2 separate regions of the Homo sapiens genome follow, and region 2 is linked to region 1. Evidence: chromatin loops called from intact Hi-C (ENCODE). Cell type or tissue: B cell. All regions are shown on one strand. Each heading gives the region's core, and the rest is flanking DNA. Links, peaks and the distances in the headings are about the cores only. Region 1 has its middle 160 kb from the start of ZNF608. Region 2 overlaps ZNF608 (zinc finger protein 608).

The links. Peaks named below come from ENCODE experiments on the same cell type or tissue, not always from the same donor. Only the 100,000 strongest peaks of a DNase experiment are listed, where the experiment ranks them.
Region 2: it touches region 1 in a loop (10-fold over the local background); 2 of 110 quality-filtered maps call a loop at or near these places.

Annotation. Positions count from the first base shown.
Region 1 is chr5:124,901,471-124,904,286 of GRCh38, reverse strand. No RefSeq gene overlaps it. Among named protein-coding and RNA genes, the nearest start is that of ZNF608, 160 kb to the right of the region's middle. In B cell, for the core only: no CTCF peak of the experiment used is centred there; a DNase peak (open chromatin) is centred at 1,806; H3K4me3 peaks cover 872 bases; H3K27ac peaks cover 1,417 bases.
Region 2 is chr5:124,703,420-124,706,235 of GRCh38, reverse strand. All of the region lies in intron 2 of ZNF608 (zinc finger protein 608), which reads left to right. Among named protein-coding and RNA genes, the nearest start is that of ZNF608, 42 kb to the left of the region's middle. In B cell, for the core only: no CTCF peak of the experiment used is centred there; a DNase peak (open chromatin) is centred at 1,205; H3K4me3 peaks cover 1,442 bases; H3K27ac peaks cover 1,086 bases; H3K27me3 peaks cover 333 bases.

The sequences.
Region 1 (2,816 bases), core at 278-2,777:
TACCACATTTTATAAAAGCGACTAGAATCCTAGAATGCCCCACAAAAACCTTCTGGGCCTAAAATTGCAATCAAGTGGGTCATAATACATTAGCCTGACTTCTGAATACTAGAAGTTTGACAGAGCCCAGCTCATCCATCATGGACCCATCACTGGACACAAAACCTTCCCTGGTTGCCTCAGCCAGAAATAAACCTTCCAAACGTGGTGTTCTAATTTGCCTTGTACTTTTCCCATACAATTCTTCACACCCCGTCTTCGCTTAGAATTATTTGTAGACAGATCTTGGATCTGTATTCCCAGCACTTAGCACAGTGCCTCAAGCACCAGAACTAAAAAGGGGTTTGTGAATTTCACTGTCTTGTGGCAACTTTACAGCCTAACCCCACGTGGATGACTAAATGAATCAAAAAGTGAATGTATTTAGAGATTATCTGCTCTTTCTTTATTCTTCTGTGGTGAACCCTCTCTCCCACTTTTTTCTCCACTGGCTTCTAAACTGTGTCTCTTGAAGTTTGTCCGCCACCTCCCGCCCACATCATTTCCCCACAGTTGATCAGTTGACAGTAAAAAGACAGCAAGGAGGCTGATGTCTGGATGGCTGGATCATTTCTAAGCTGGGTATTTGCAGATCAGGGGTTTCCTGCACTTTGACAAGGATTTTTAAGCGAGTATGGTAAACAGAAAGTTGTAGATTGAGACTCTATAAAGGTGAATCAAAGTGTCTTTTGAAATCACTGGTTTCCCCATATCCCTATTGCCATATCCCTCATTATTCAGAGAAATTACAGAAAAGAGAGGTTAGCCTTCCAGGGTTACTAGTGATTTGCTGTGTTGACCTTTGACATGCTCTTTAATCTCTTAGGACTTTAGTATTTTCATCAATAATAATAACAACCTGTTCTAATTACATCACAGCCTTGCTAGGCAAATCATATGAGAGTAGTATATAAAAGATATACTACTATATTACTAGAACTAGATATTAAAAAAGGACTAGGTTAGCTTGTGTAAATAGCTTTTTAAATAATGAATGCTATGTGAATCAATATATTAATAATGAGAAAAATTAGATTTGCTTGAAAACAAAATGCTATTAAAAACAGGAAGAAGCCATGGGAAAAAAGTTTAATTTGTCATTATAACAGGTAAAGAATATTGCTATAGTCACCTTCATAATGCTCTGAGCTTCCTACCCTTACAGTGAACATTCAATACATTTGGAATAAAGAACACGTTTGAGATACACTATCAAATCAAAATGGTTTTCCTGGTTTGATCAGTGGTGGAAATCGAGGCTATTAATTTAATATCCACTCCTTCTCACCATGCACACTGGGTCATTATTTAACTGTGAGCAAATGGTCTAGGTGACTCTTAGCAAATCCTGAAAATATGTAATTTCCATTCCCACTACCAATTCCGATCAAGGCCATTCTGAAGTGCAGCAAATGAGTTTAAGTACAGGGTTGACACTGCACCGAGTACTGGCACTTTCTTGCTCCAGAGGAAGACAAATGTAAATGCTTGAAAAAACACAGTTGAGAGAATAATTGAAAATGCGTTCAATGTCTTCATCCTCTGAGAATATGTGTGTGCATGTGTGTATTTGTAGTTGCTCTTTCATAAAATGTGTATGTGTCTGTTTTGATTCTGAAGCTTCCCTCTGGTGTGGGTAGGTTTCACAGAGGGGTTCTGGCTTGTAAAGGTTAACCATGCAGAAATCAAGGCTTTGTGCATTTTTGCAAAGGTCACACTCATCAGCAGTTCCGGAAAGACTGCTGGGCAGGGCCATGGTAACCACCCCATGAGTGAACCATGGCTCTGGGTTTCATTTCCTTTAAGAACACCGCTACAGCCCCTGGTTGTGTCACCAAGAGATAAAGAGGCTGCTCAGTCACTTGAAATTCAATTTGTACATTACTCCAACCTAGCCCACCTCTTTCCTTCATGGTGTTTGGCAGCTGCTTGCTGGCACTCTGCATTTCAAATGCCTGAGCTGCAGGAAGCTGTTTAATAAGTGGGATAGGTTTTGATTAATGTAACAAGCTAAAAATAGACCATGATGTAATGCATATCTCAGCAGGAATCACAGAGCAAATTGGACGGTTTCAAAGGACCATGCTGCAGCAGAGAGTTTCTCTAAAGAAATATATTTATGTTTTTATAGCACCTTGAAGGGTCAAATTGTAGAATGAGTACATTTTGGACATGGAAGCTTGTCCTGTGGGTCTTTGAATAGCAATTATAGGTGACCACACAAGAAGCTCCAGAGAAAACTGGATATTTGACACTGACTCAGGTACACTAAGGGTCATCTATACTTCACCAAACACCCTGGTATTATTATTTTTAAAAACAGCAAAAGCGAATAGAAATGGTAGCAGTAAAATTCTGGCAGTATCTGTAAACTCAGTTATTTAAGTATTGCATTTAGTTTCGTCTAATGATCTAAAAGCCTCATGTAGTCCTATGTTTAAAGGCATTGATTTAAATTTCTCATTTCTTAGTGGATAAAATAATTAGAATTCATGTTGCTTGGTTTAAGAAAGACCAATGAAAAGAAAAGCAATAGACTTGTACGGCAAGATTCCCTTATATTTACTGAGAAATGGCACAATATGTAAATGAAATGTGGGATCACTTTTCTTAAGGGAGCAATAATTAAAGATTAAAAACAAAGTCTGGAATGTACTAAAAAGAAATGAAGGAAATAAATTCATTGTTTGTAATTGTTGTTTACTAAATCTATACATTGTAAGTTGCTAAAAATCACTTTGGATATTTAGTCAAAGTATGTGTGTCTGTGTATGTGT
Region 2 (2,816 bases), core at 121-2,620, 200 kb after region 1:
AGAGCGATCAAACTACTTGCTTAAGGTTTTGTAGCTAACAGTAGAGCTGGATTCCAACCCCCAGTGAAGACAGATCCCTGCCCCACCCTGTCTTCCATTAACACGCTACTTTTTGCTCTCAGGCCACCATGAAAGTTCCTTTGGTTGTAGTTCTACAATTATCCTTGTAATTTTGCTATATTTGTATGATTATCTGACCAGTGTCACAGTCTTGCCCACTACACAGTCAGTCCAGAAGGGCAGGGACCTGGTCTGTTTGGGCCACTCTTGTTCTAGCAGGTTGCACGGTGCCTGGCAAATGGCAGGTGTGTAGTAATTATTGGGTGGATGTGTGATAAGAGTTGAGGTGAGCTGACTGTTAGGGCAGCAGTGCATGAGAAAAAGCTGCAACTAGAGATTAGGAGGAGGAGATTCTGTAGTAGTACGGGACTCATCAGGGCCTTCATGGTGATCCCATCATTGCCATAAAATTGTAAAATGGAGGTGGGTTAAGCCAGTTGACTGCTGCCAGATGTCAGTGTATGAAAGAAGCAGTATTTCCCCAGGCTGAGCTTCTCAAGGTTAAGCCCCCTTTCTTGTATTTTTAACATACTTTAATTGCACTTAACCATGCATTTGGAGGGGATTATAGATTTATGTTAAATATAGTAGGATATAAAAAGGAGCTTTGGAAGGTTGGGTGCAGGGTTAGGGAACTATAATATCAGACCAGGGACTTTTAAGCCAGTGTTTACTGACCTAAGCACTATGCTGAGCATTCACTTTGCACGGATTATCTCACTGAGTCTTCACTGCAACGCTTGTGGGGGTAATTGTTATTATTACTCCCATTTCTTAGAACTAGACACTGAGTCTTAGAGAAGAGAAGCGCGGTAACTTGCTCAGGGTTCCACACAGCAAGTACTGACAGGGTCAGCATTTGAACCCAATTCTGTCTGCTAACAGAACCAGAGGTTCAAGTCCTGGTATGCTGCCTCCTCACTGGAGGGAGTCCTTGTGGAAACTGTTGCCACCCTCTGCCTTAATGACCTTCATTGGCTGAAGAAATTATGGTTCAGTGTATGGATCACTGACCTGAGAAACCAGGGTGCAGTGGAGTTGATCTTTTGTATAAGGCAAAAATAACTACTGAAAATGCTTTAAAATCCTCCTTTACATATGATACATGTGACTTCACGTTTGACACTGAGATACACAAGAGAACTGAAACCTTTTGGGGGGAAATTCTTACCTAGCAGAAAGAATTGGCCACACTCTTTGAATTACTTCCCTTCCACCCTTCTTCTGTTTCCCAGTGTATGTTGAACTCCTGTCAATTTTCTGCTTGTGGGATGCCATCGTTTTATGTGTACCTAGGCTGCCACTAGAGACAGCTTATTACACTTGTACAAATATGGGCCACAGTTTTCTCTCGACTGAGTAGGTTGGGCTAGGCGACATTCTGTGATTGTTTCAGGCAGAGGGTGGAAGCACAAACTCCAGCATTCTCTGGTTGGGCAAGTCACGTGGCAAGGCTGCAGTGAAGCTCAGTTCTGTCAGTTGATGCCATGAGGAATGTGGGCCCAGGAGAGCACATAATCCAATAATTATTTTACGAAATAGGAGAAATTTAAATTCTTTCCTAATTTATTAAAGTGTTGCTAAAAAAAACTGGAATGTTTTAAAAAGTAACATACCTGCCAAATAAAAACACCTCTGGGAGTGGCTGTAATCCCCACCTGCAAATCCTGTTCTTGCTGGCGACCTCTAAGGAAGAGGGGCCTATGGTAGACCACACGGGGAGACTTTGTGCTCCACCTCCTCCCCAATCCCGACATCTCACAGTGAATGGGGAGAAACTGCGATTCTCCTCTCATTTGGTTCTCCTCTCACTGGTAGTGCTGGTCTGGTACCTATGGGAGTGGCAGTTCTGAGCCACCATGAGAAGCCGATACTACAGTGAAGAAACGAAGAAATTCACTTGTGCAAGTCAAAGATGTGAACCTCAAAACAATAGTAACTGTCAGGTTTAAGCCTTAAAAGCCTTAAATAGTCTAAAGACTATTATCACATCGGAGTGCTATTTATGATTAAGTGTATATTTATAGTCAAACTCTCTGAACCTTAGCTTTCTCATTTTAAAACATGTTGAACTGGACTCAAAAGTTCTTGCTATAAATATCAGTTCAACTTTCATGTTACATTTGAATTGTGTTAATGGTAACAAACACAATTAACTTACAAGTAGGCCCAGAGTACTCTGGCTTCTCCCCTCAAGGCATCCAGATTCCATAGAAATTTGAACTTGGAAATTACATAAATATGAGAGAGAGAGAGAGGGGTGTGTGTGTGTTTCTGCATGCAAATATATCTATAGATGGAGTTATGTTGAAATAAGGATTTAGTCTAGAAGCTGTTGTGATAGGATATGTCATCAATATTAGGCGGCTGAAAAGTGCATTTGTTGTTGCTGTTGTTGTTGTTTTTAAGGGACAGGGGCTTGCTTTGTTGCCCAGGCTGTAGCGCCATGGCATGATCATAGCTCACTGCTGCCTTGAATTCTTGGGCTCAGTTGTTCCTCCCACCTCAGCCTCTCGAGTATCTGGGACTACTCGCATGCCACCATGCCTGGCTAATTTTTAAATACTTTTTTATAGGGATGGGGGTCTTGCTGTGTTGCTCAGGCTGGTCTCCAACTCCCAGCCTGAAGTGATACTCCTTCTTGGAGCTCCCACAATGTTGGGATTACAAGTGTGAGCCACTACACCTGGCCAGGAATGTGTTTTCTAGTTGAGGAAAATGGGCCTCAGAGAGGTTGAATGACTCTCCAGGGTCAT